2 separate regions of the Mus musculus genome follow, and region 2 is linked to region 1. A link is a contact called in ENCODE Hi-C or POLR2A ChIA-PET data. All regions are on one chromosome and are shown on one strand. Each heading gives the region's core, a stretch centred on a gene start or an enhancer-like site at or near the end of the contact. The rest is flanking DNA. Distances are from core to core; before and after follow the strand shown. Region 1 holds the start of Elp3 (elongator acetyltransferase complex subunit 3). Region 2 holds the start of Pbk (PDZ binding kinase).

Region 1 (3,685 bases), core at 841-3,340:
CCTGCCTGCTGGTGTGAAAAAGAAAGAAGTCATCATAGGAGTGTGGATAAGAACACCATGGAAGTCACCCATTTGAAACTCACAATGACACTGTAAAGTTGGTATTGTCGTCCTATTTTATACATGTAAAACTGGATCAAAGCAAGTTCAGATGTCATTGTAAAGGGCAGGGTTAGATCTCAGGTTCAGGTCTTTTTACCATATTGTGCACTGTGTACTCCACCAACTTAATGAGGCAAAGCTAATACATATCAAACAATGAGAGAGAAGTCTATGGATAGCCAAAGACTAGTGATTTCCCAGCATTCTCAGTTCTACAAAGGTGCCTCAGAGGCTATGTAACAGAGGTGGACTTGGGGTACGGGATGAGCACAGAAGATGAGATATCACCCTGTCAACTTGCATATCTATACATCTCCATCTATTTGGGTGAGTGTGTGTGTGTGTGCATGCATGCGTGTGTGCGCATACACATGCATATGTATTAAGACCACTGCAACTCTGTTTTCTTCTTTCTACATTAAAAACTTCTGCATAAGACTTCATCTAGAGAGTAAGAGGCTGGGCTAACAAAAATAAAAGATCTGAATACTACTTGGGCAAACCAGTAAGAAGTATTTCATGGAGGAAAGAGAATTAGCATCATTAAAGAAAGGTCAGGGTGTAAACCAAGGAACAACAAGAAGGAACAAGGCTAGGCATAAGAACTACCTATTCTGGTGAAAGGAGATCTATCTAACTTGACCACAGGTTGCCTGAGCAGGGTTCAGTAAGTAGACAGTACACTGGCCACTAGGCAAAGGCATTAAACGTAACAGAAAAAAATTATACATTCTCAACTCTGTAACTTAAGAAAAAAAAAGTAGTTTTTTTAAAAGAGAGATTACCAATATAACAAATATGTCAGAAAGCTAAAAAAAGAAAGATACAATCAATGTAGATGATAAACAAAAGCCAGATCTACACACATGAAAACTTCAGTTTGAATCCCTGCTCCCATGTTCGAAGCTAGGCCACATTCATGCCCGTAACGTGGGGACCATGGAGGAGTGGGCAAGGGAGACGGGCTGGCTGGGGCTTGCTGATTGCCAGCCTAGGAATAAACACGTTACAGTAAAGTAAGATCAAACGGATCTAGTGCATGTTGTGTTTGATGTGACAAGTATATAGAACATGTCTAGAAGGGCAGTTCCAGTTAGTGCCAAGAGCGGTGACCAATACCGCACTGACTTTTCATTTGATGCTTCCGATGTCACAGGCAGCTCCTCACACTAAGTATAAACTTTGACTGGAAAAGTTAACCAAACCTCAGCTTTTTCGAGCATGAAATGACAACACGTCTTCAAAATGACTGGGAAAGGCTCAATACCCAGCTATTATTGTGACATCCAACAGTAATATTATCAGACCAACTCTTCAAGGGCAGTACAGAGTTAAGAATGGAATCTATTGCAAAAAAAAAAAAAAGATTTAAAAAAAAATGACTTCATCCTGTTGAAAAAAAAACCAAAAACTGCACAGTTACTCCAGACTACTCCGGAGGTAAAATAAATGCAAGTAAGTCACGTAAAGCTATTGCACAAACTGCACAATCTCTACCTTAAGGAGGCCTTTCCTACTTTAAGATTTAAAAAACAAAAACAAAAAACAAAAACACCTTAAATAAACACGTCCAGTAAATTACCGCAAATTAACCTGCAACTCAACACCTATCTCCTCTGAAAGTTATCTTGGAATAGCAGTACCGTTTACCCATCTACACAAAAAACAACAAGTAGTCTCTTCCAAAGGGGAAGAGAGAAGGGGGCTGTTTTACAAAGGACAGATAGGAAGGGAGGCCCGCCAACCGGGGTCCCGCGGGCCCAGACCAAGCAGTAATTCCCATGGAAAATTGAGCTTCAACCTGTGATCTCAGAGAATCCACTTCCTCCCTTGCGCCCTTGTCCCACGTATTTTGCACCTTTCCTCTTTTGCCTCATCTCTGCGCTGGCGTAGCAATATGCCACCACGTTACCGCGGTTTAGAAGGCGGAGAAACTTAGCAGCCGTAAAGCCGCCCGGGACTGTCGTGAAAACACAGCGACTGTACCATAAAGCTCTTCCCAGAAGGCGGAGCGCGGAGCCCCGCCCTGTCTAGGTGGCAGCTCCCAGCTCTCTGAGACTGGGAGGGGATGTGCACAGTGATTTAGTGGGGCATTGGAGAATTCCTGGGGACCAGAAAGGTGGATCTGGGAAGTAACGATAGTACAGTTTAGACGCTTCTCCAAGAAGCTGGGACGAAAGTGAATTGTAACCAGAGTTCCTTAAGCAAAAGCCTGGCCTTTGACAACTTCTGCAAGAGGGGCTGGGCCACTTGTCGCTAGTATAGCCAACAATGTTGACATAAAGGAGACCAGATTCGCCCTCCCACTGACACCCGGGGTGTTGACATACCTTTTTTTTTTTTTTTTTTTTTTTTTTTTTTAAGTTATGGAAGAATTGAGGGCAGGAGACAAGAGGTATGTTTAAACAGTCCTGGGTTAAGATGTGGTCTGGTTGATCATTATCTCAGTTCTGGTTTTCAAGGTGGTCAAAGTCTTTATCGCTGCATCCCTTCCGGAGATCCATTTAGCTCCTACAAGGTGAGATCATTCAGTGCTCCAAGGTGCAGCCCTGACGAATAATAGTCCTTATATAGGCAGGAGTCTAGCCTTTGAGACTTTGTTTTCTCTGGACTCAAGGTGACTTGTAGGTTTAGGACGATTAATCTTTGTACCTTCAGCCAAAATAAAGGAGACAGGCACAAAATGAAGACAGATACCAGACCTTTATCTTGCACTTAGTTGCTTGTCTAAGTGCCTATTTCAAGAATCTTGGAAGTGAGTAGCCCTTGTGTGGGGACTTGGGAGCTCAGATACACCACACATAGAGATGGGATAGAAATCCCACATACCATGAACATTAAACCTTCAGTGTGATAACGCTAAGTTCTGATTTCCCTAAAAGACAGCAAACAAGAAGCAAGTATCAGTTTGATCTTTCAGGCTTTGCAGCCTAGAGGATTCCTGGGTCTCTGATTTTTCTTGATGACAATCTTGAAAACACTAGGTGAGACACCATGTACAAAATTTTGCAACATCTGGAGATGGGACTTGGAATAACTTTTTCTTGAAACCCTTCCATGACCTCCTTTGTGTATGGACCAAAGATTAAGAATCCTTGATATTAATAAAGAATGGAAGGTGTGATGTTTCAAGTTTCTTATTACCCAGTAGAGTTGAGGTAGCTCTGACTTGGTTGTCACCACTACACTGAAACTGTCCTGGTCAAGACTTTGAGATTTTTCAGTGTACCAAATTATCTTAATACCACCCTCTTGTCAACAAAACTAACTTCCCTGAAAATATTTTTTTAGATAAGGGCCCCCCACTCTAGAATTTTCAATCATTATTATTATTTCAGTCTCTTATAGATATCTCTGTCTCACTTCAAGCTAATAATGGTCTTATTGATCCTGTCTCTTTCTAGCGATTCTGGAGTTCCATGGTCTTTAAATATCATCTTTCTACTCTCAGATTTATAGTTCAACCTCCGCTTCTTCCCTATTTGACATCTCGGTAGATTTTGATGTCGAATGTGTATCTCGGAATCAACACATAAGACAGAAATCCTCTGTGGCCCTGTGCTGGTTGGTCTTATGTCAACTT
Region 2 (3,685 bases), core at 616-3,115, 210 kb after region 1:
AGCAGCTGAGGGCACTCTGGAGGGCTCTTCCCAGCCTGATCTACATATCGGGTTCTGGGTCAGCCAGGGCTACATACTAAAAAAGAAAGAGAGAAAGAAAGAAAGAAAGAAAGAAAGAAAGAAAGAAAGAAAGAAAGGAAGGAAGGAAGAAAGAAAAGAAGGGAGGGAGGGAGAGAGAGAGAAAGAAAGAAAGAAAGAAAGAAAGGAAGGAAGGAAGGAAGAAAGAGGGAGAGAGAAAGAAAGAAAGAGGAGAGAACTTGTAAGTGAAAACATTTGAGAAACTGAATCATAGAAATAAAATAGGTATTAGTGCCAATGAGATTGTGAGACCCCGACTTAGAGCGTTTCTACCTGGAAGGTAAGGCCCCTGGACGTTCCCCAAACTTGTTTTCCCTGATCTCTAAAAATGCAGCCAGAAAGAAGCTCTTTGTTCTCTATAGCCAGCAAAACGCCTTTTTTGTTTTTGAGCCTTACAGCCAGAGATGCGATAATTGTAGGAAGACCTACAAGGACATGGAGATAGACGACGCTGGAGAGGAGGCTGCAGCTCATCACCCCCCCCCCCCCCCCCCCCCCCCCCCCCCCCCGCCAGAAAGAAAAGGAGCTGTAGCCAACTCTCCTCCCAACTCCTCCCAACTCTTCCCAACTCCTCCCAATTCCTCAGCTAGCCCCCTACTGTCACCACTCAGGGTCGAACTCCCCTGCCCTACATGGCAGAGGGACTTTGTCCTCAGCTAGCTGATAATAAAACCTCTTGCAGTTTGCATCAGGTGTGGTTTTCTCTCGGGCCACTGGGGTGCTGGCCAGCTCATCCCGGGACTTGAGCGGAGGCCCAGCTTCGGGGGTCTTACAAGATAATGTCAGTAGACAAATGAGTGTGTTAATGTATATAAACACATGAATACATACGTGTCATGCCACTGTGTGTACTTCTGTCTTCATAAAGAAGATGTCCCTATCTATCTGGCCTCAGACTGGTTGAATTTCTTTAACCGTTTGAAGAGGTCACAATGCGGCACAGAGCGTTCCTGTTGAGGAGGCCTCTTGGTGCTTCTTGTATTACATTGTATGTTTTCTTTTTTAAGGTATCACATGGTCTCTGAGCCACATAGTAGGTATGGGAATGTCTTCCTGTTCTCCTAAACTTAATTCATTTTTCTTGTAGAGAACACAGTAGATTATGTTATGCAGTGGGCACTCAAGTGCAGATACCTGACACCCAGTAGGTGCTCTGAAAATATTTGTTAAGTAGACTGTGGTAATTCCAAGAATTAACAAAACTGGGCCAGTGAGATGGCTCAATGAGGATAAGAGCTTGCTGCCAGAGCCTGGCCTTCTGATTTAGATCTCAGGAATCTAAGGAGGGAAGGAGGGAGCCAGTTTCTGCAGTTGTCCTCTGATCTTCCCATGTGGGTAGCAGAAACACACACACACACAAACACACTAACACAGCAATAATTTTTTAAGTTAGCAAAATTTCAAAATATTCTATATTTATTCTCAGCCTCAAATAATGAAAATCTACACATTTCTAATTAGTGTTTTAAGGACACATATATCTGCAATAAAACTTCCTAGTTGCATATTCTGAGCAGTGTTTGTAATTTGGGTAATTTGCCTTCAAAACAGATATATATTTTGTTTTTCCGCCAGCATCTGTCTGACACTTGCTATGTCTTTCTAGCCATCGCTCTGGAAGATTTCTTCTTTTAGGACTAAATCAAACCTGGAAACTCCAGTAAACCTGGGAGGACTGTGCGAACGCGTGAGTTTTGACCCTAGTGCCGCCCCGTAGTCTTCTGGCGGGACCTTTGAAAAAGCGTGCTTCTTACACACCGCGGCGGTTACTGCGAGTGTTGGCGGGAGGGAGCTGTTCCTGCATTTTCTGGAGCGAGTCTTCTGACTGCTTTTAGTTAGAACTCCAGTGCCCCTCGGCGGGCCGCGGCCTTTGAAAATGCGCGCGCCCTAAACGCTGCGGCGGTTACGCTGTTGGCGGGAGGGAGCTGAGCCTGCACTTTCCGGACTAGGTGTCCAGACAGCTTTGAGCCAGCCCGTCACTTTCACCTTTTTACCCGAGCGTGCGAGCGTGGTAAGGGAAAGCCTGGCCGACTCGAAGGTGGTTGGCAGACTGGGGGTCAGGGGTGGAGCATCGAGGACCTGAGGGGAGGGTCGCGGACGGGAGGGACGGGGACGAGAGGGAGGCTGCCTCCACTGGAGGACCTGGAGGAGATCTGCGGGGAAGAACAGCAAACTGAGGGTACACAGCGGCTAGGGGAGGACCCAGGGAGATAGTGGATGGAGAATAGGGGAACCCCTTGGAGCCATCGCACACCTCCAAGCCCCTGACCCTGAGCTCCTTTATCGCGGAAAGTTTGGGGGTTCAGGGAGAAAGTCACTCCCTTCCCCATGAAGGAGGAGGGGGGTGGGGGTGGGGGGAGGATTTCTCTGCTTTTAAGGTGAGGCCACAGTAGAAAAGTGGCCTGTGGTAGGGCAGTGACTCATTGGGTACAGTCTGTGCCCAGCATGCATGCAGCCCTGGGATCCATCTTCAGGACCCCAAAACCTGGAAGCAGTAGTGAGTGCCTGGGGTCCCAGTAACTAGGGAATGGAGACCAAAGAAAGGACAGGGAATATGGCTGTGGGTAGAGTTTTATACATGGGATTACTGGTATTAAAAAAAATATGTTTACATGCTTATATGAAAATTCATAGTGAAACTCGAAATCATGTAGAGTTAGCATATGCTAATAAAAAGATACTTTTGAAAAGCCAAGCAGTGCTAATATTATAAAGTTATGGGTGGGGGACGCTGGAGTCTTGATTCATTGGTTAGAGCCTGCAGGGCTTTTGCAAAGGCCCTGAGCTGGTTGCCAGCACCCATGTGGAGTGGCTCACAAACAACTACATGTCATTCCAGAGGAGGCCATCCTTCACTTCAGGCTCCTGTACTGTTGTGCATAGACCACCCACCCCTGCCACACACACATAGGTGATGGAAGGTGTATAATGAAAAGTCAAATCTTTTTTTTGTTTTGTTTTGTTTTTTCGAGATAGGGTTTCTCTGTGTAGCCCAGGCTGCCCTGGAACTCACTCTGTAGACCAGGCTGGCCTTGAACTTAGAAATTCACCTGCCTCTGACTGGAGTACTGGGATTAACGGTGTGCGCCACCACGCCCCTGGGAAAAGTCAAATCTTAAATAAGCAGTTCTCATGGTAACCAAGCATGTGACCTCAGTGCTTGGGGATTGAAGCAGGAGTATGTCGTGTTGGATGTCAGCTTGGTGTACACAGCCAGTTCAGGGTAGTCTAAGTAATGGGGAGACCCACATAAATGGGGCTTAGAAAGCCCATCAATAGATGCCCCAGCTCTGTCAGATGTGCCCTTTGAACCCCAAGCCTAAAGGTGATATGGGTTAAAGAAAGTATAGTTATTTAACAATTAATGCCTATGGAATGTATATGCAGATCTACGACAGTATAGACTAAGGCTCTATCTCAGCCAGGAAAGAAAAGTCCCATTAGACAACTGAGCTGGGCGGGACGTAGGATATTTTGGTACAAACAGGGTAAGTGGAAGAGAGGCATTTTTGAGTGTCCAGAATATGAGGGAATGCTGAAATGTTTAAGCCTAGGTATTTTTTTGTTGTTGTTGTTGTTTTGTTTTTTGTTTTTTTGAGACAGGGTT

Evidence for each region. A loop is a pair of places that touch in the nucleus more often than their neighbours do. ChIA-PET counts read pairs that join two places held with the same protein, here RNA polymerase II (POLR2A).
Region 2: a loop to region 1 is called in a map of mouse trophoblast stem cell, with 2.3 times the contacts of the local background. The contact joins the promoter of Pbk here to the promoter of Elp3 in region 1. A Hi-C loop is called at or near these places in 2 of 37 maps with a recorded cell type or tissue (T-helper 1 cell and mouse trophoblast stem cell). POLR2A ChIA-PET finds 5 or more read pairs at or near these places in 2 of 5 experiments (both embryonic stem cell).

Annotation. Positions count from the first base shown.
Region 1 is chr14:65,591,022-65,594,706 of GRCm38, forward strand. It overlaps Elp3 (elongator acetyltransferase complex subunit 3), which reads right to left and starts at 2,091. Exons shown (of 15, transcript NM_001253812.1): 1 at 1,904-2,091. The coding sequence starts at 1,979. It also overlaps a transcript of Nuggc not described here.
Region 2 is chr14:65,804,046-65,807,730 of GRCm38, forward strand. It overlaps Pbk (PDZ binding kinase), which reads left to right and starts at 1,866. Exons shown (of 8, transcript NM_023209.2): 1 at 1,866-2,089.